4 separate regions of the Mus musculus genome follow, and all the other regions are linked to region 1. The links are chromatin loops, found by intact Hi-C in ENCODE. Cell type or tissue: heart. All regions are shown on one strand. Region 1 holds the start of Magohb (mago homolog B, exon junction complex core component). Region 2 has its middle 31 kb from the start of Ybx3. Region 3 has its middle 27 kb from the start of Gm22362. Region 4 holds the start of Ybx3 (Y box protein 3).

Region 1 (5,000 bases):
AATGTAATTACCCTAGTTTGGAACTCCAATAATGGAAAAAGGAAAATGTTCACAGTATGTTTCACTACTTCCAGTCTGATTATGGATAGCTGAGACCCTTACACAGCTGTGCTAACCAACGACAGAAACTCTAGCCACATGTGATATTTAAATATTATTTTACATTAATAAAAATTAAGAGTTCCACAAAATTAGTTTCCCCTGTCTCACTAGCCACATTTAAGAACTCAGTAAACAAAACACCTGCCCACATCCCCGGGGTCTACCATCTCAAAAGGTCCCATTTTGATACAATCTTGATTACAAGATGGAGAGTTAGGTAAGTAGTTTTCTATTTTATCTAAAAAACATGTAAGTTCCAGAGGACAAGTCTGAACTCATAGGAAATGGTAGGGGACCAGAGCATAATGGGCCAACTTAAGGAAGCTGCATATGTAGCAGAGGATGGCCTAGTCGGCCATCAATGGGAGGAGAGGCCCTTGGTCATGGGAAGATTCTATGCCCCAGTATAGGGGAATGCCAGGGCCAGGAAGCAGTAGTAGGTGAGTTGGGGAGCAGGGGATAGGGGATTTTCAGAGAGGAAACTAGGAAATGGGATAACATTTGAAATGTAAATAAAGAAAATATCTAATAAAAAAGAGAAAGTCTTAACACTGTGTGTATTTTACACTGCGTTTAAGTAGGCTTAAATCCTGACATCTATAGTTCTACTTAGGTAAATAGGAACATGAACTTGATACATGTGTGAAAATTTTAAAGGAAATGCACAGAGAGCCATCCTAAGGCCACTGAACAAGCCTTTCTGTATAATTCAGTGAAAGGGATTTTAGCTGATATTTCCACAGAGGCTATAAAAACACATTGCTTAAGTTTCTGTGAATTATTCTTGTAATAAATCAGGTCCTTCTCAGTTTTAAAACTGAAAGTTTTCCATCCCTTACTTCCCAAAAATCCTTCTCAAATCTGGACAAATTGAAAGGGTTGGGCATCCTGATGGTAAGGTTGATTTACATCTCTAATATATTTTCCTAAATAGCGGCCTACCACCCCACTACAGGAGTGAGCAAATTTAACAATTACATAACTATTAAGAAGGCCAAAGAGAACCTGCCCCAACTTGCTTTGACAGTTACTCCACTTTCTCAAACCCCAATAAGTCTAGCAACTTATTGATTTCAGGTGTAGATATTGTGGGGTTTTTTTTCTTTCCCCAAATACAAACATTCACACCACCCAGCTTTACTTTAAGGCACTGAAATGCTTGTCTATACTGCCAAGACATTCACAGAATATGGTCACCAAAAAAGTCAATTCAAATAGCACCTTTTATATGTCTTCTTTAATACCACCCTTGTTTGTAAACTTCTAACTCCACCCCCCAATAAAACTACTTGCCCTTTTCATACAGAGCTGTTCTATTGCATGCATTCTTTACTATACCAGTTACTTCCCTTTGCTGGTGTTTGCCTTATATGTTTGCTTTCTTTTTATTCTGAAGGTGTAAATGTTGTGATTGCTTTATTACTAACTTCCATCTGCTCTGGCACATAGAAAAAGGCTTGTTAAAACTCGTGTTGCATAGATTTCAAAGCATATCATATACATGTTGTTTAATTTTCTCAGGTCTGTGTTTGGCAGTTGATCACTGTGTATCTAGTTAGTTAATGATCAAACAGGTTGAGAGATAATGACTTGTCCAAGGTTACGTGGGACCAGTACTGAGACTGGACTCTTTTTCTTAGGATTGTGACAGAAGGCCATCAGTCACCGATAGGATTACTCAGTGGTGCTAAAAGAAAGGTGATCAGGAATTGGAACGAGGGAACTGGGTGCAGTTCACTGTCATTTTGTGCTCTTCAAGACTACACTTGGATGTTCCGTATTTTTCCAACTCAAACTGTTGAGAACTGTGACCTAGCCCTGCAAATATATAGGGTACTAACCATTAACCCTTAGTGACTCATGAGTTGTAGTATACTATGAAAAACTCTTCTATGATGACTATCTGGACTTTTCAGTTTCATGTGCTATTTAAACATCAAACTCCCACCAGACAGATTCATTTTACTCTGTGTCTCCGTCTGGGCTGTTAGCTACTGGAAATTTTGAAGTATTACCAAAAGGGACTCTGGTAGATTGTGTTCTGGTTGCCACCGGAATGTATCTTTTCTCAGTTCACCAGTTTCAGGAAGTAGAGTCACACCCCACTTTACAATGTGCTTCGAGATCAGAGATACCCACAATAAGTACAGCTTGTAAACCTTAGTTCAAAACTCAGAAAAAGACACACCTATAGCATAGGGCAACTCGAAAGTAAAAGTGGTTTTACATCTGTTCCTTCCAAGCCCATTTAAACAAACGAGAAGAAAACAAAGAAACAAAATCCCTAGCTATTTCTTTGCTAAGATAAAATATACAGGAAAACGGACAAATCTGGCAATTATTATAGTGAGGTAATGATGAAGTATTAAGACAAATCTTGTATAGAATTTTAGCTTTTGTATGAGTGTATTTATGTGCTAGTGAGTGTAGGTTATTAAACCAGAGAGGATACTGAGTGTAGGTTAAAGAAATAGAGTGGGAAGTGTAACAGGATACATTTAACAAGAAAGTGCAGCGGGAATAATTTGGGCCCAAGGGTTGGGGGCAGTAGATGAGGAAGAGGTGGAGTGTGGCTCAACCAAAATATAGAATGCCAAAATGAAATCCGGGACTTTGTATCCACCAACGCGCTCATGCAAGCCACCCTTATTAAACTCGGTGAGCCTCCCCTCAACCCAGACAAAAACAAGGCGTAAACGTACAGGAGGGCTTATTGGTAAGACTGGTTCAGCGGAGAAGGGATGAGAGAAGATAACATGGTGGGAGCGACTAAAATTCATCATGTACGTGTATAACATCGTCACAGAGTTAAAACGTAAAAATCGAAGACATGAAAATCTTTTCCAAAAAAAGAAAAAAAAAAAAAAAAAAGCGCTCGAGATCGTGGTGGCTCCAATGCGAACCTTCAGTTCTCTTGGGGGTCTCTTGCTTCCTCTTCAGTTTTCCGGGATTTCGTTCCCTACCGGAGTAAACGCGCCCTTGGTGACGCGCTTTGCCTGCGCCCGTGACGTCACTACCTCGCGCCGGCGGCACGTTGGCCCCGCGGTATAGCGGGCTTTACCGAGGGTAAAAATGTCTATGGGTAGTGATTTCTACCTTCGCTACTACGTCGGGCATAAGGGCAAGTTTGGGCACGAGTTTTTGGAGTTCGAGTTTCGGCCGGACGGTGAGCGGCGGAGGGGCTGCGAGGGAGGGCGAGCCGCCCAGGGAGCGGGTTTCAGCGTGTGTGTGTGTGTGTGTGTGTGTGTGTGTGTGTGTGTGTGTGTGTGTGTGTTTCCTTTCTTCTTTATTTCAATTTACTTGTTTAGTTTTGAGAAAGGGCCTTGTTGTGTAGTCCAAGCCGCCCTCGAACTCACGATCCTCCTGCTTCAGCCTCTGGGATGCTGGGATGACAGGCGTGTCACCATGCCCCAGACTCCCAGAAGGGCTTGAAGGGTTTCATTCCAACATTGGAAGACTTTGCTTTTGTAGCAGGCTTGTGCTGTATTTGTGAGAGCAGACATGGGTTATGTTTGTGAGAGGGAAAAAAATGCTGTAAAGTAATTCAGAAAAGCGAATTCTGCCACTCCTGAAAAGTTGAACATATAGGAATCGGAAACTTAGAGCAGAGAACCTGTGCTCCGGGAGTGTTAACAGAATTATCAAGTGATACTCCAGAGGATGCATGGAATCTTTAGGTGACCTCTTTGGCCTACTCGTTCATTCATGGTATGTGTTAAAGCTGCTTTATAGGGGAGGAGCCCCGTGTCTGAACACAGGAATGTGGTATGTGTCAGGTTTGAAATACAGTTCTTCACTAGTGGATGATGGCCAAAGGTAAGGGAGTCAGTGGAAATGCTCCTAGAAGCTCTTTTTGTGCCACCTCCTAGGCAGTCGGCCAGCCTTGTCTAAATGAGTCTGAAAATCTCCTTCCTAGCCACCAGCTGTCAGAACTCTTTCAAGGGGACAATCAATACAAACTTCATACTTTCAGCAAGAAGCAAATGGCCACAGGGGTAGCCGCTGATGCTCTGGGTGAAGAGGGGAAGTGTTGTGTGGTCCCAGTCACAACCAAGGACTGGGGGAATGACAAACAAGCTTTTCCCACAAAACAAGGCTTCTTGACCCAGAGCAGAGTGTACCTGCTGTTGAGTAAGGGGCATACTTCTATAGACCAAGGAGAGCTGGAGAGAGGAATTGCAGGTCTGTTCTTGATATATTATGAATGCCAATCTGAGTGCTTTCAAATTGGTTATTGTAAAAAAATATTGATACTGCTGGACTGAGCCCCTGTCCCTCTGTTTTTGGTCCCAACAAGCTAGCAGAATCTTAAAGCATTTTAGTAACTCTAAAGAAGACGATGTCTGCTAATGAACTATTGAAAAGCCCTGCAACAGTGGCTGTAAGAAATCCAGGAGGAAAGCACCCAAGGTTCAGCATCTACTTACGTCACTTGTCCTTCAACAACACCATCTCCAATGTATTGTTCTCAAGAAGCAACACACTAAGAAAAACAAGGTAGCTACAGAATAAGCTTAACTTTTGGCCTAGAGAATGAAGCTTAAAAAAAAAAAATACCAGGAACAGATTTCCAAGAGACATAGACTGTCCTCAATGAGAGCTTCTACTTTTAAGTCTGAGTCCAGTAAACAGTAAGTGTTTAAGACAAAGAAGTAAATGATCAGACCTTGAAAAACAAAACAAAAAAAGTTTTCCCTGAGTCTTTTTATTGGGGTGGGGGTGGGGGGTTGAGACAGGGTTTCTCTGCAGCCCTGGCTGTCCTGGAACTCACTCTGTAGACCAGGCTGGCCTCGAACTCAGAAATCTGCCTGCCTCGGCCTCCCGAGTGCTGGGATTAAAGGCGTGTGCTACCACGCCCAGCTTCCCTGAGTCTTTAATCCTAGTACTCTGGGGGCAGA
Region 2 (5,000 bases), 130 kb before region 1:
TGCTAGTAATGGAGGATTCAGAGTCTGAACGGTCCATCTTATGCAACCAGACAAGGTGTGACTCGGACACCAACCAAGGAGCAAAAACTTCACTCTTCCTTGCCTGCAAGATGTGTAGGGCAATGGTGGTTCAGAATTTGTGGGAGTGGCCAACCAATGACTGGTGTAATTTGAGGCCCAAGCCACAAGGGGGACACCACTCCCAATGCTGCCTGGATGGCTAGGAATAGGAGGCTGGAGAGCCCAGAGACCTAGGGTAGACAAAAATGTCTGGATTAGTGGGGAAAATCAATGAAATACCTAATGCTATATAATGTTATACTCGAGAAGGCTGTATCAAGTAGCTGTTGACAACAGATATAGAGACCCACAGCCAAAACTAAGGCCAAGAAAGAGCCCAGGTTGGAGATCTCCGTTCAATCTGCCCCCCATTGAAAGCTTGAGAACCTTCCCATGAAGAAGAGGGGTAGAGGATTCCAGGAGAATGAAGGCCGCGGAGCCAACTAAATAGGTCTTAAAACTCAGACACTAAAGCAACAGTAGCTGAGCCTGTAGGGGTCGGGGCGAGGTCCTGTGCATATTTGTTGTTTTTAGCTTCTTGTTGGTTTGGTTTTTGTTTGTTTCTTTTGTTTTGTTTTTCCTTTCAGGGGAGAGGGTGCTCCTAACAATGGGCATTGGGGTATCTGACACTCTTGCTTGCTTTTGAGACCCTTTTCCTCCTACTAGGTTAACTTGTCTAGCCTTAATGTAAGGGTTGTGTGCCTGATCTTACTGTATCTTGTGCCAGTTCGGTTGATATCACTAGGAGCCCTGCTCTTTTCAGGGGATGGGGAGAGACTGGAGTGGAAGGAGTGAGTCTAGGATTGGAGCATTGGGGGGGGGGGGGGCAGGGCTGGAAAGAGTGGAGGAAGGGGAAGTTGCGGTTGTGATGTATGAAAGAAGAATAAATAAAAACTTAAACTTTAAAAAAAGAAGAAAGAACAGAAAACTAGAACTGCCTCTGTCCCTTCAAAATGTAGGGATTTGGAGTACTTCCTTGAGAGGGCATATCTCCTCTGAGAGAGCAACCAGGTAAAACATCTGATAAAGGCTGAGGTTAGTCTTTAGACTCTCCTAACCTATAATTAGGGCAAACAGGGAAGACTGGGGAGTCTAGGGCCCTCATTAAGATGACTGCTTAGAGAAGGAATGCAAAACGATCCAACAGGTTAGCCCTGCTTCCACACCCACCACAAAAACACAAACATCAACCTCCACAAAATACACACATACTCACACACACAGAGACACATAGCCATGCATACACACTCACACACAGACACACATTCACGGTCTCACACACACTCACTCATGGTAAGTCAAGGAAAACAAAGCCTACACAGGAGGGAATGAGTTCACTAAAAACCAGAAATAGAAAAGAAAGAATGGGAAAGTACACAGAAAGCATAACTATTAAATGGGCAAAGGTCAGTCATTATGACTGTCTTTGAGAATCCAAGCAAAACCAAGGGACAGTATTTAAATCAATGAATAAGTTGTACAGGTAAAAGTTGACTAAAGTTTAAAATAACTAGCATGTAAATACTTGTAGTTTGAACAGCAATGACCAGTAGAAAAGGGAAGTTTAAAAAAAAAGCTTTTTACAAAACATCAATGTCAGATCTCTAAAAGAAAATCAGAACATTTTTGAGAGTTAATGGAGGTAGGACAAAGAGCAGTAACTCAAGTTTAAGGCTGGGAAGATGATTCTAAACTGTCAATTCTCTCTAGGTTGTTCTATCAAGTCATGAATCCGAACAGAATTTTTCCATGAGACTTAAATATTCTAAAATTAATCTGCCCTCCTCTCTGCATCTCAACCACCTTGATAAAAGAAAGAAAGGTGCTTGAAAGTGGAAAGGAAGGGAAGGGATACCCACAATGGGTTAATAAATGCATAGTGACTGAATGCATGCTGACAATTCAAGTGCTCTTCAACATAAGATGAGATGATGAGACGATGAGACGGGGCACTTTTCTGAGTTGATCACCTGGCTAAAGAACTAGTAAAATGCTGAAAGAACTCCCTAATACCTCAAAAGAGGAAGATGAACCACTACAACCCACAGGCTCAGAAGCAGACAGGACGTAGTGGAACATAGAGGTAATAGCATGTACAGAGCTTCTCTGAGGCTGAGGAGTGTCTTTGGAAGTAGACAGAAACAGGAAGTTCTCAAGGAGGCTTGAGTAAATGGAGCCTGGTCCTTAGAGTGTGACCATGGGCAGCACATCCATAAAAAGAGAGCAACAGAAAATGCTTCTAAAAGGTGAAGAACAATTCCAAGGAAATCAACCATAAAAGGGCAGAACCTGCCGGGCGTGGTGGCGCATGCCTTTAATCCCAGCACTCTGGAGGCAGAGGCAGGCAGATTTCTGAGTTTGAGGTCAGCCTGGTCTACAAAGTGAGTTCCAGGACAACCAGGGCTATACAGAGAAACCGTGTCTCGGAAAAAACAACAACAACAACAACAACAAAAGGGCAGCACCACATTAGATACGATGCTATAAGGCAGATTTCTAAGTGATCAATTACTTATAATTATCACTTTTGTATTATAAAAGAGTTGTTTATGAGATAGTATTGAGAAAATAATCAATTCTTTGCCCTAATAGTATTTGTTATCCAACCATGTTAAAGGGAAGAATATTTGATTAGACATCAGGAGATCTTAGGTTCTCTTCCTACATTCACTGCTGTCCAGGCTTAAAATTCAAATTACCTAGAACTTGCTTTTTACATGTGAAACTGAAGAGGAAGGGATGAAAGTGTATTATGTAATGATCTCACTCAAGCCCCAGCAAAACAACTTGGGTTCACTCTCCCAGTGCTGGAAGAGGGGACTCATAAAGACTGGAATGCACTTTGCTTGGCTTCATTCCACTTTTGATTTCTCAGCCTTAGTTTCATTACCCAACAAATCCACTGGGTGGCAATAACACTGAGTAAAAATAAATGGCAAGTTTAGATTCTCAGAAACTGTCTTCTTCAGAAGCTAATGTTTACAGCTCTCCCTTCCCTGTTTTTATGAAGTCACCAGGCTGCTGGGGCCAGTAGAACAAAGGCCACACACAAAGCCTGAGAGTGGGACCAATGACTCCCAGAGGAGGTTCAGCTATGATCTAGGTCCTTTGCCACACAAAGCAGGCTTTACCAATCAATCCCTTACTGATTCGAAAGAAAGTGAGACAACTGGGAGGGGGAAGATAAGCTACTAAAATACCAAGTTATTGAAAGTAAACAATGGAGGTAGAATTCCAGCCTTAGCTGAATGCCCAGGATCCTACAGCAAGCTGACACCTGTGAAGAGAACTAACCCGAAGGGCCCTTCCTTCCTCTATATACTCACTAGTACAAGAAATGGTGCTTTCACTGTTTTCTTGATAAGAGAAAGGGAGCACCGTCAAGGGAGCACCATCAAGCTGACTCCTTTTTAGAACAGGCTAATATAAATCATCTTCTAGTCACTACAAAATGACACTAGACAGCTGTAGCAATGCCCACTTTGGGTTTTATATCAGGGTCACTCAGATCTGTCCCTTGTAGCTTAAACCACCCATGAGGAGCTGGGAGTGTGGCTCCACAACAGAACACTTACCTAACAGGTATTTGTCTCTGGGTTCAACCCTTGGCACCATGAAATAATGGTGCCACCCCATACTGGCTCTTATCTTAAAAGAGAAACAACAGAATTTCATCCAAACTGAGTTAAAAGAGAAAAAAATGGCATTTAAAGTAAGTATGAGGTGTTTTAAAGTATACAAAGATAAAAACGCTTCTTTGATACAGAAGGTTGAAATAAAATATCAGAAAAGCACCTGAAGTTATTATAATTTTTTATACATGCTGTAATGGCTTATTTTAACTGTTACCTGGGCACAGCCTAGAGTCAGCTGGTTGGGAAAGTGAAGGATAATCTAGAACAGGTGTGCCTGTGTGGTCAATCCTTAGGGAATTGTCATGGATATGTTAATTGATGTGGGAAGACCAAGTCTAAAAGTTAGTTACACCACTCTGTAGGGTTGGTTCCTGGACTGAATAGAAGCAGAGAAAGGGAGTTGAGCTGGAGGTATGGATGTATTTGTTTTCTCCGTTTTTGACTGTGGATGTGCCTAGCTATTTCAAAACTTGCACCTCTGTGAATTCCTTGCATTGATGGACTATAACCTGCAACTGTGAGCAAAAACAAACTCCTCTCTCTCCTCTGCTTCCTTTTATCAAATGTCTTATCATAGCAACAGAAATGAAAATAAAACACAGACCCTCATGATCCAACCATATTACACATAACCAGAACCAGAAGTGACAGCTCCTGCTTCTAGTCCCAGAACTCCAAAGACTAAGACAGAAGGATATCAATGAGTTCAAGATCAGCCTGCACTGCAGAGTGAAACCCGATCCCCCTCCAAAAAGTAAAACACCTGAAATGTGAAATGTTCTAAAGTCAAAGCTTTTGTGAGTATCAACCTGACACCATGAGTGGAATATTCCATGCCTGACCTCATGGGATGAGTCACACTCAAAACATAGATGCAATAAAAATATAATGTATAATTACCTCCAGGCAATGTGTGTAATGTATGTGTGAAACAGAAATGAATTTCATGTTTAGACTTGGATCTCTTCCCTACTGGGCCTCTTTTTATATACATGTAAATTTACATAAGAAGTTTACTTAAGAAAAATTTAAGAACTTAAAATAGTTCTAGTCTCAAGCATTTAGAATAAGGGATTCCTAACCTGTATTTTTTTCCTCTGGAATCCCCTCTCCATGCCTTTCTTGTCATGTGCAAAACATTGCTTCTTTCTGGGGACTGACTCTCTTCCCTCTCACACATCTTTACCTCCAGGGACTAAAAGAGACAGACTCATATCTTTGATTCCTTTATTCACAATCTCTACAGCTGTAGTATAATTAAAAATGGTTGAGAGTAGTAATTATCAATGAAGGAGATTCTGAGCT
Region 3 (5,000 bases), 60 kb before region 1:
CAGTCAAACACATAAATGCTAGGTGTGACTTCGCTCTCCTGTATTACCAATACTCAAGATGCTGAGGCAGGAGGATCACAAGAATATGCCAGGCCAGTGTAAGTTTCCAGTGACTTCAAGATCATCCATAGTGAAACTGTCAGCATAACTAGAAATCATCTGGTTTTTGGATGAGGCAGCCTAAGGTTAGTGACATCTCCCATAAGCATTTTTCCCAGACAGGAAATGGACACCAGTAAAACGTTAGGAAAACTTTTAGTGAAAACAGGAATCCAGGGCAAGGGTAATACTTCTTGTCAGAAAGCAGGATAGGTGAACCAATAAAGTACACAGAAGAGCTGTAGCAAGCCTCTGCTTTATTCAGGCTAGCTGAAAGACTGTCATCTGCTGAGGATCATCTGACACTCCACCTCGTCAGGCTGATAGAAGAAGAAATAAACACATTTTATGCCTGTTGATTTAATCTTGCAGTCAGTTAAAGGCTGCTCCGTATAAACCCAACTGTCAGGATGGGTATATGAGACAGAAGATGAGAGCTAACCAAATGTACTGCTGTGAACTTACCTTTCTAGGTCTTTTGGATGTTGGGTCAGGAAGGCACAGCTATTTGTCATTTCTGTCTATTTGACAGAATCAGCCAGATTAGAGCCCCACAGTGCTTTACTGGTCCATTTTCAACCAAATAGCAAGCATTTTGAGTACTGTTTGCTGAGCTGTCTGTCTTGAAAGCATTAAGCACTCTCAGTGAGAATCTTTCCCCCTTCCCAATTTCCTAACCTCTGACTTACCCAAAAAACCCTCTCCCAAAAGAAAACTAGGGCTGGGGGTGTAATTTAGTGGTAAAGGACTTTCTAGTCTATGTGAGGTCCTGGCTTTGATCTCTCTGACTGAAAAAAAAAAAAAAAAACATGAAAGGGCGCCACCTGTTACTGCCTTTCAAGCTTTGAAGGTGGAAGAGAAAGTTATGGAGTGAGCAGTCTGGAAGCAGTTCCTGAGAAAGCCCAAACAGAGTCGGAAGCTAACCCAGCAGTGACGCTCCACCGTGGATAATGACTACAGTAGCCAGGAGTTTGGGCCAGACCAAGGAGTCTGGGAAATGTCTTAGATGTTGGAAAAACAAGGAAACCGATCTTTCTCCAGATTCCCCAGAAAGAAATATATACAGTCATTTTAGTACAAGGAGACCTTTGTTGAAAATTCAGCATGCAGAGCTATCTATGTTAGTCAAGCAATTTCATTTGTGTAATTTGTTAAATCGGCAATAGAAAACTAACGTATGACTGAGCTGACAGAACTTAAAGCTAACATAATTCACATATGGACCTTTACCCATGACCAACATTCTCTGATTTACACCAACCCAGTGTTAACACAAGGTCACGCTGCGAGTAACAGCCCGTATTTACTTCCTTGTTTTTAGCTGACCACACAATACCTTTTTTTAAACCTTACAAAAATTTCCCTCTATGACTCTAAGAATCCTCAGTGTGGTAAGGGACCTCATAAACCTCCAGCCCATCTTCTCCTATCTGGGTCCCGCGGTTTCGATCACCTGGCTTAAATTTCCTCAGTACCGGGGAAATTGCTTAAGGTACTAGGCACCACTGCAGAGATTCCAGATCTGACCACAGCTCCATCAGAGCTTCTCTGGTGATCTTATGTTGCCAGGAAAACATTTCAGGGAAATCTTGGGGGCATGGGTAGGCATTGCGGTCGCTTTGGGGTCTCCTTGCTCTCAGATAAAGTAAGAAGAATCACTTGATGTTAAATGTCTTTGAAACCGTTTCAAAGCAGTGTGCCTCAGGATTGAACATCTTTTAGGTTTTAAAAATATCCTTTTGATGAAATAACTCTACCATTTGAATTATAATTCTCATCTATGCTTCAACTGTACATCAAGAGGGCTTAGACAAAGGAGTGTAGGATAACTCCACTTTCCCACACACCTTTCCCCAAAAGGAAGGAGGCTCCAGAAAATAATGGGTTTCTAAAGCATCGTACTAAATATTTGATAACGTGCTTTTAGGACTTTCTTTTGTATTTATTATTCCTAGGTTTCTCGGTGTCGTGGTGGCGGTTCGTTTGGTCTTGTAGCACCTGGCAAAGCCTTTGGGTAGAACCATGCCTGGAGTCTTCCAGACAATTGCAAATTCCCGGGGAAACGGCTGCTGCAGGGTCTGCCAGGCGGTGGCACTGTTGGCCTTCACCATGACTCTGATTCTCCATGAACAGACTTTTCTCTTGCACTGTTCATTCACCTCGCAATCGAAAATGAGCGCGTCGCTTGGCAACAAGTCCAAGTTTTACAGTTTCAGCGGAGGTTTCCTGCTGACTGCTGTGTGGTTGAGTTCCGGAAACCTCAGAGCCCGCAGATTTCCCTTTGTGGGGCGCTCCTCCTTCATCCTCTGAGGGCAGCCACGCCCCACTGGAGGAAGTTGAGACTGGAAAGCCTTTCCTTGAAGCTGGCAAACCTTGCCGTGCCTCACCTGTCTCTTCCAGTCCCCTGACTGGCCAGCTCCATCTGAAACCAGAGTGACCAGAGGAGGGACAAGGTACCATTTGGCTTCTGCGGTCAGAGGGAGGGAGAGGTACAGAGGGTGAATCTGGGTGGTTTGACGTTTGGGGAGAAGAATGGAAAGGGAGAGGGAACTAGAGGTGGAATAGCCAGGCTGGCTGTATGAGAACCAAGGTGCGCTGATGGTATTTCTTTGGAATAAGTGTCTTGTGGCTTTTGACTTCTGGCTTTTTATGACATGAAAACTTCAGTTTTGCCAAAGAGAACAGTAAGATGAGATTCTCTGAGAAGGAACAGCCAGGACCAAGAGAGTATAAAAAGAATGAGGGCACATTACTTACCTGGGGGTCTGTAATGAGTACCTTGGGTTCAGCGCGCTCAGTCTCAGAATTAGGTTTTCAGATTACAGTTACTGCACAAGGCCATGGACACTCTAAATGAGGTAATATTTGTATTATATCATATTTCAAAACTGCATGTTGTCCTTTGTTGGGCCAACCCATTTTTCTCTCAGTTCCTTAATCTCTCTCTCTCTCTCTCCTTCCCCATACTCCCTCTCCCTTCACCTCCATCCGTCCTTCACTCCTCCTCTCTCTCATTTGTATTACTTCCTTCTGTAAAGATTCTTCTCTCCATGTGAGCTTCTTCTGTATATAAGACCATGTCTTTCCCCCACTTTTTAGTAAGAGCCATCAGTGGATGTAGGAAAAAAGCCAGGGGCTGCCGGCACGCTTCAGTAGACCTGGATGGACACTGGACTTTGCTAACTGCCTGCTTTATCATCTTGCCGCCATCAGTATCTCCACTCACAGCCATGAGACTGATCCTTTTACTGAGACAACACGAAGTATTTGTGCCATTGCAAATTATAACCAAGCCCCCCACCCCCAGAAAAAAAATCAGGGTTTGCACAACCAACTCTAGTTTCAAGTTATAGAAACTAAGTACATATAAAACTAAGTACATATGTCTTTAGGACTGTTGCTCTTGCGCTCCATGGGAAGGATTTATTCTGGGCCTTTTTCTGGGGTTGGTAGATGGCTGTCTTTATATTATAACGTCCCTCCCCACTTATGTTTGTCTGCCTTTCCCTTTCATTTATTTTGTAAGTAGATCAGTCATATTAGGCTAACACCAATCCTACTTATCTCATCTTTTGAAAGATTCTGTCTTTAAATAATGTCAAATTTGGGGATAGGAGGTGCTACTATATCTAATATGAATGGAGGTGGGGGAATCACAATTCAACCCATGACAACAGGTTAGTCTTTTATATATGTGCTCAGCTACATTCTATTAAAAGTGTGTTAGAGAAAGTCAGGACCTCTTGCGGGCTGCTCAGCTGTCTCCTACAGAATCATCCTTCCACCTTCCGCACCTCTCCCTGTGGTCTCAACAACAACGTGACATGCTCTGAAGTTGCACGGTCTGTGAGTCTACGCTTCTGTTTTGTTAAGCTGTGAGATCTCACCTGTGCTGCGGCTACTGTAACCAATGGACACACACACACATACAAAACAACCACACAATACAAAATAACACACCATACAAAAGCAAAAATGATGGCATAAAACACACATTCAAACATGAGTAGGATGATCTCTTGTCCTGGAGACTCTAAAGGAAAGTCAGTTCTCTGTCTTGCTTGTTTCTAGAGCTTCTGGCACATTCCCGAGTTCATGCCTCTTTGTTCACATTCACACCCCACACTGTCTGGGTTTGTTTGATGCTTCAGTCCTTCCCACTGATGCTTTGCCTCCTTCTTGACCATTTAAGGATACTTGTGACACACCAGGTTCACTCTGTTTTTCTTTATTTGATTAATCCCATCTGCAATGTTAATTCCCATTTGCTATTTTAATACTAATAAAATCAAGATATTAATAGGTTCCAGAGATCTAGGGCATGGGCATTGTGGGAAGAGGGAGTAATTTTTCTTAGTCTTGTACTGCATTGATTATCATCTCCCCAACTCCCCACCCCTCTGTCTTGTTTTTCTCATTACTGGAGAATGAACTCACGGCCCTGTCACTTACCCTCTTACCCTTAGCACTCTCTCTCTCTCTCTCTCTCTCTCTCTCTTTCTCTCTCTCTCTGTCTCTGTCTCTCTCTCCAACAGCTTTTCTTTAATTATTTTTTTTTTTTTTTGGTTTTTCGAGAGAGGGTTTCTCTGTATAGCCCTGGCTGTCCTGGAGCTCACTTGGTAGACCAGGCTGGGTTCGAACTCAGAAATCTGCCTGCCTCTGCCTCCCGAGTGCTGGGATTAAAGGCATGCGCCACCACGCCCGGCTGTCTTTAATTAATTTTTACATTACGTGTGTGTCTATATTACTTGCATACATAGACACATACACCATAATGTAGGTATGTTCATGTGAGTGCAGCCATGAGGCATTAATCATCCAGAGATGGAGTTGCAGGCAGCTGGGGGCCACTGGAGTCGGGTGCTGGAACTGAACTGGAGTCCTCTCCAAAAGCAATACAT
Region 4 (5,000 bases), 95 kb before region 1:
GTAATGATCACCATTCTGTTAGGATAAGAAAAGCAATGGCCAACCCTCACCAGCATAAAGCACAACTTATAATTTAACTATAAAACCATTAGCATGGGGCTTTCCCAAGCAACACCTATATTTTACATTTAAGAACAACTTCTTAAATGTTATTCACATTTCATATTCATATTTTCATTTGATTTCAGTATGGAACATGCAGTGATACTATTTAAAAACTGAGAACTTACAATTAAACTTTTTAAAAAATTTAAAGATTACTTATTTATTTTGGTCTATATTTTTTGGCAGGGGGGGTGAGATTTAGTTATGTAGCTCAGGATGGCCTTGAATTTATGATCTTCCTTCTAATCTCCAAGTACTGGTATTTCAAGGCTAAGATACCCCAACCCTGTCCAGAATTTACATTTATTTGCTTTTTAACATTTTCATTATTTGTAGGTCTGTGTGTGTGTCGGTAAGTATGGGTGACATGTTTGTCACAGCACAAGTATGGAAGCTAGAGGACCGATTTCTGCAGTCCATTCTTCCCTGTACCTGGTGGGTTCTGGGAATTGAATTCAGGTCATCAGGTGGGGCAACAGGTACCTTTACCTGCTAAGCCATCTCACCTGCCCAACATTTGTTTCTTAAAAATTGTATGTGTCATGGATGCACTACACTGATAACAACTTCATTGGTAAGTACATGGCTGTGGAATAATCTGGTCTGTGTTGTTTTCATTTTGCAAACATTTACTGTGTGCACATTGTAGGCTTGGGATTGTGTTAACCAGTGGAAATGCCAAAACTTGAGTTGCACATGAGAACTACCATCTTGATGGCAGATGGTAACTTGATCAACAATTTCCAGGGGGTAGCGGGTGAAAGGAGGGTAAATATGTGGGGAAAGAGGGGATTTTAAAAGAACACTTTCATTGGACCAGACACTGAAAACATGTATAACTTAGCCTCTTTTCACAGCCCCTTTGGGACACTATTTTGAGCTGCAGGGGCAAAATGGCCCTATATTCCAGATAGTCTTTGGTACAGGTCTCAGTTCTTTGGTCAAGTGTTAAGCTTCACTCTGTAAAGGGTAATGTGGACTCCTCTGCTGGGAGTGTTTAGAGGTCATCTGCATGTTGTAGGTCTCATCCTAGCGACCAGGAGGACTCTTGTTCCCTTGTCCTTAAAAATGTTCTTAAGCTTGGCAGAGCAGCACACAACTTTAATCTAATCTCAGCCCCAGGAGGAGAGGAGGGCAGAGATGCAGGAGGATCTCTCAGAGGTTAGTATGGCCTGCAGAGCCGGGTTCAAAGACAGCCAGGGCTAACACAGAGAAACCTGTCTCAAACATACATTTTTCGTTTGTTTGTTTTTTGGTTTTACATTTATGGGGGTGGTGGGACCGCATGCTGCTGCCACGGCACATGTATGGAGGTCAGGACAACTTGGAGTTGATTATCTTCTTCCATCTGGTAGGTCCAGGGAAGAAACTCAGGTGGTCAGGTTTGGAGGCAAGCCTTTACCTGCTGAGGCATCTTGCAGGCCTTACTCTGAGTTGCTCAAGCTTTCCCCAGTTTAGTGCTAATTATAGCCAACTCGAGCAAAAGGTATCATGTGGATTTATTCCACTCTTTCAACGTAGGTTATTAAATACATATTAACAGCTTATTATCTGTTGCCTCTGACAGGTGTAAACCCTGCATTTGCAGTCATTCTGGAAGATCTAGATTTTAATTTTCTCACTTGTGGAGTCGCTAAACGAGGCCTTTTGATTTTATAAGAGTAATTGTTTTGTTTTGTTGGGGAGTAGGGGCGGTATTCCGGCGCACGCACATGGCTGTTTGGAGAGAATCTCTTGCAGCCTTCAAACTTCTTTTGCTCATGATGACCTTGAACTGACCCATGCGAGCACTGGATCCTCTAAGCTACATCTCCAACCCCTTGTCTGTTTTTTTTTTTTGTGTGTGTGTGTGTGTTACTACTTGGAAGGAGGGATAGTTGAAAGACAGCCTCAGTAGCCCAAGCTAGGCTACTCTCAATGACATTCCAGCCTCAGCCTCTTGTGTACTAGGAATACTGGAGCGGGCTAACCACAGCTCCCAGGTTACTCTAGTTCCTATCTCAGCGCCCAGAATACTTTCTGGTATCTGCTGGATGTGCAAATGTAAAGGAGGTTTTTTTTTTTGTTTTTGTTTTTGTTTTATTAAGGCGCTGTGGGCCCACTCCACCTCTCAGGAAGCAGGCTCAGGTGAAAGACGTCTTGGGGAGGGTATGTCTCCTCTGCTCCGCGGCGACCTCGCCCGGGTGCCCGCATCCCCGGACTAACCAGCTCCGGGAGCCTTGCCGAGTAGCGCGGGCGCCTTTAAATGCTAATAAGCAGCTACGGCGGCTTTCCCCACCCTCTCTCTCCCCGCCCCGCGTCCGCCTGCCCGCCCGCCGCCCGCGAGCACTTGCGCGGGGCCATCTTCGGGGCCGGGAGATCCAGCGAGACCGCGAGCGCGCGCGTCCCCAGCCCTCGAGCCGCCGCCCGCCGCCGCGCCGCGCGATCCGCACCGGCCTCCCCGAGAGCGAGCCGGACGCCGCGACTGCCACCGCGCTAACCGCCGCCAACCGCCACCGAGGTGCCCGGAGAGAGCGGAGAGGCGGCATGAGCGAGGCGGGCGAGGCCACCACCGGCGGCACCACGCTCCCGCAGGCCGCGGCCGACGCGCCCGCCGCGGCGCCCCCGGACCCCGCGCCTAAGAGCCCGGCGGCCAGCGGCGCGCCCCAGGCCCCGGCGCCCGCCGCGCTGCTCGCGGGGAGCCCCGGCGGAGACGCAGCCCCCGGGCCCGCCCCGGCCTCATCAGCCCCCGCGGGCGGCGAGGACGCGGAGAAGAAAGTTCTCGGTGAGTCCCTGCCTGCAGCCCGGGAGAGACGGCGGGCGAGGATGGACGTGGATGCAGGGCGGGCTGGGACACGTGGGCCAGCTCTGGGGAGTCTTGGCTGTGGGTCGGGAAAGCAGCACGTTTCCTCGGTGGGGAGGAGGGGACACTAGGAAGGCACGAGAGGGGTGACTTGGGAAGATTTTATTGTGTGGTGTATTTTTTTTTTTTACCCCCTAGGCCTGGGAGGGTCAGGTGTCTGTCTCTGACACCCTTCCCTCGTGGGCTTGGGACAGCCGCCATGCTCCTGCGGGCCACATGCCGGCACAGGGATGTTGCAACGCCCCGGGAAACTTGGGGCGGGCACTCGCCTCCCCTTACTGTGCCCACAGATGCAAAGAGCCTCCAGTACCTTCCAATTGCTGCACCATCCCCTCTCCCGCACCGTGGGAACACACGTGGTGTGACGGCCGGGAAAACTTAGTCGGAAGTGGAGTAGGACGAGTGTCCAAAACACTTACGACTTGTTACTGGAGGGAAAGGGAAGGTGGGGACTGGAGATTTCGCGGGGCGCGGGGCAGAGGTTTTATAACTGTGGCTGTTGTATTTTGTCGCACATTTGGGTGTCCTCATCTTCCTTAAGGAACGCCCGGTGTGAGGCCTTCCACAAGCTTGCCTAGCAGGTGGGTGGTGGATAAGCTCCCCGGAGGGTGTGTGCGTGCGCATGTGGTTTGCTATCCGAAACAGGAAAGTTAACAGATGGTGTAGGATGCTTCAGAAATGTTCACTGTTTCTGGGTGGGGCCGATTGGGCTCGCCTGCTCTCTGAGCTTCCTCCCCATTCTAGCGAGAAAGCTGAAGGAATAATTGTGGAAGAAATAGAACACCATTCGGTGTTCCCCACCCCTGACAGTTCTCTGGTTCTTGTTTTCCCAAGGCTTTAAAAACTTGGTTCCTGCCAATTTTTTTTTTCCCCACTCTCACTAAAAAGTTCCTTAAAGGTCTTGTGGGTGTTACATTGTGGCACTTTCTACCAAGATGCTCCTTGGACCATTTCCACACAAAATGAAAGATAGAACCCTGTGTTGCTAGCCGAAGCAGGTTCTTAATGATACCTTACTAAGGGCAGATGGAATCCTACAGGTTTTTACTTGATCCTTGCACTTTTGAGATAAGAAAAGTAGATAATATCTTTGGAGATTGGGGGTGGGAGGTGGGTGGTGGTGGTAGGGCGATAAAGGAAGGTTAATTTCCGCAATCCCCAGCAGTTTAGTTCTGTTTCTGCCAGATACCTGGTGATGAGTCTGATGTCTTTCATCCTGCCACCTCAAAAAGTCCAGACTCAGAAAATGAAGGGCAAGCCTCCACCTGACACTTTGAGCACTGTTTGTCTTTGTCCGATGTGGTCTGCCATCTCCTGTGCCAGGCCGACACACGGATATCCAAAATGTTCTGGACTCAGGACTGACTGAAATGGATATCTTGGACGCTCTCATTCTGGTCTTTGCAAAGGGGCCTTAACTTTGGTTTATACCGTGTAGTCCTTTAGGGAAAACAAGTTTATTCAAGTAAAAAGATCTGGGTAGGCGTATTTTACCAACCAACACCTTCTTGTGTACTTGAATATAGTATTAAAAGTGTGAATGAATTTGTCTGATCATAGATATTTGTACAGTTAGTATTTTTAAAAATAACTTTGAGAAGGAAAGAAACACCATCAACTGTGTGAAAACAGACTTGAGAATCTTGCCCATCTTCCCCCTTCTGCTGTTATCATTGACTTCCCCTCTTTTCTTTGTGTATCTGTTTTGGTTTTGCACTTTTACTTATTTATTTATTTATTTATTTTTGAGATTGGTCACATGAAGTAGCCCAAACTGGCCTTGGCCTCACTCACCTTGTAGCAGAGGATAACCTTTAACTCTTTGTCATCCTGCCTCTATCTCCCAAGGGGCAGGATTACAGGTGTGCACCACCATTACAGGTGTGCACCACCACATTGGGCTTAGTGGTTTTTTTGTATCAGTTTCTTCCAGAGCCTCCATGTGTGTATCTTTATTTATTTGTGTATATCCAGAGTTTTTGAAAGAAACAAAATCCTCTCATGTAAATCCTGATGTAGAGGCCATACCGTTTATCCAAACCGGACTTCCCTG

What was found. Peaks named below come from ENCODE experiments on the same cell type or tissue, not always from the same donor. Only the 100,000 strongest peaks of a DNase experiment are listed, where the experiment ranks them.
Region 2: a loop joins it to region 1, with 5 times the contacts of the local background. A loop is called at or near these places in 9 of 42 quality-filtered maps.
Region 3: a loop joins it to region 1, with 3 times the contacts of the local background. A loop is called at or near these places in 10 of 42 quality-filtered maps.
Region 4: it touches region 1 in a loop (9-fold over the local background); 3 of 42 quality-filtered maps call a loop at or near these places.

The regions. Positions count from the first base shown.
Region 1 is chr6:131,291,340-131,296,339 of GRCm38, reverse strand. It overlaps Magohb (mago homolog B, exon junction complex core component), which reads left to right and starts at 3,096. Exons shown (of 5, transcript NM_025564.2): 1 at 3,096-3,268. The coding sequence starts at 3,175. In heart, no CTCF peak of the experiment used is centred here; a DNase peak (open chromatin) is centred at 3,119; H3K4me3 peaks cover 2,056 bases; H3K27ac peaks cover 1,204 bases.
Region 2 is chr6:131,416,961-131,421,960 of GRCm38, reverse strand. No RefSeq gene overlaps it. Among named protein-coding and RNA genes, the nearest start is that of Ybx3, 31 kb to the right of the region's middle. In heart, CTCF peaks have their summits at 185 and 2,954 (motif pointing right); no DNase peak of the experiment used is centred here.
Region 3 is chr6:131,351,037-131,356,036 of GRCm38, reverse strand. It overlaps a transcript of Styk1 not described here. Among named protein-coding and RNA genes, the nearest start is that of Gm22362, 27 kb to the left of the region's middle. In heart, a CTCF peak has its summit at 2,192 (motif pointing right); a DNase peak (open chromatin) is centred at 2,316; H3K4me3 peaks cover 676 bases.
Region 4 is chr6:131,385,887-131,390,886 of GRCm38, reverse strand. Ybx3 (Y box protein 3) reads left to right here and starts at 2,437. Exons shown (of 10, transcript NM_139117.2): 1 at 2,437-2,869. The coding sequence starts at 2,632. In heart, no CTCF peak of the experiment used is centred here; DNase peaks (open chromatin) are centred at 2,406, 2,916 and 3,196; H3K4me3 peaks cover 3,216 bases; H3K27ac peaks cover 2,196 bases.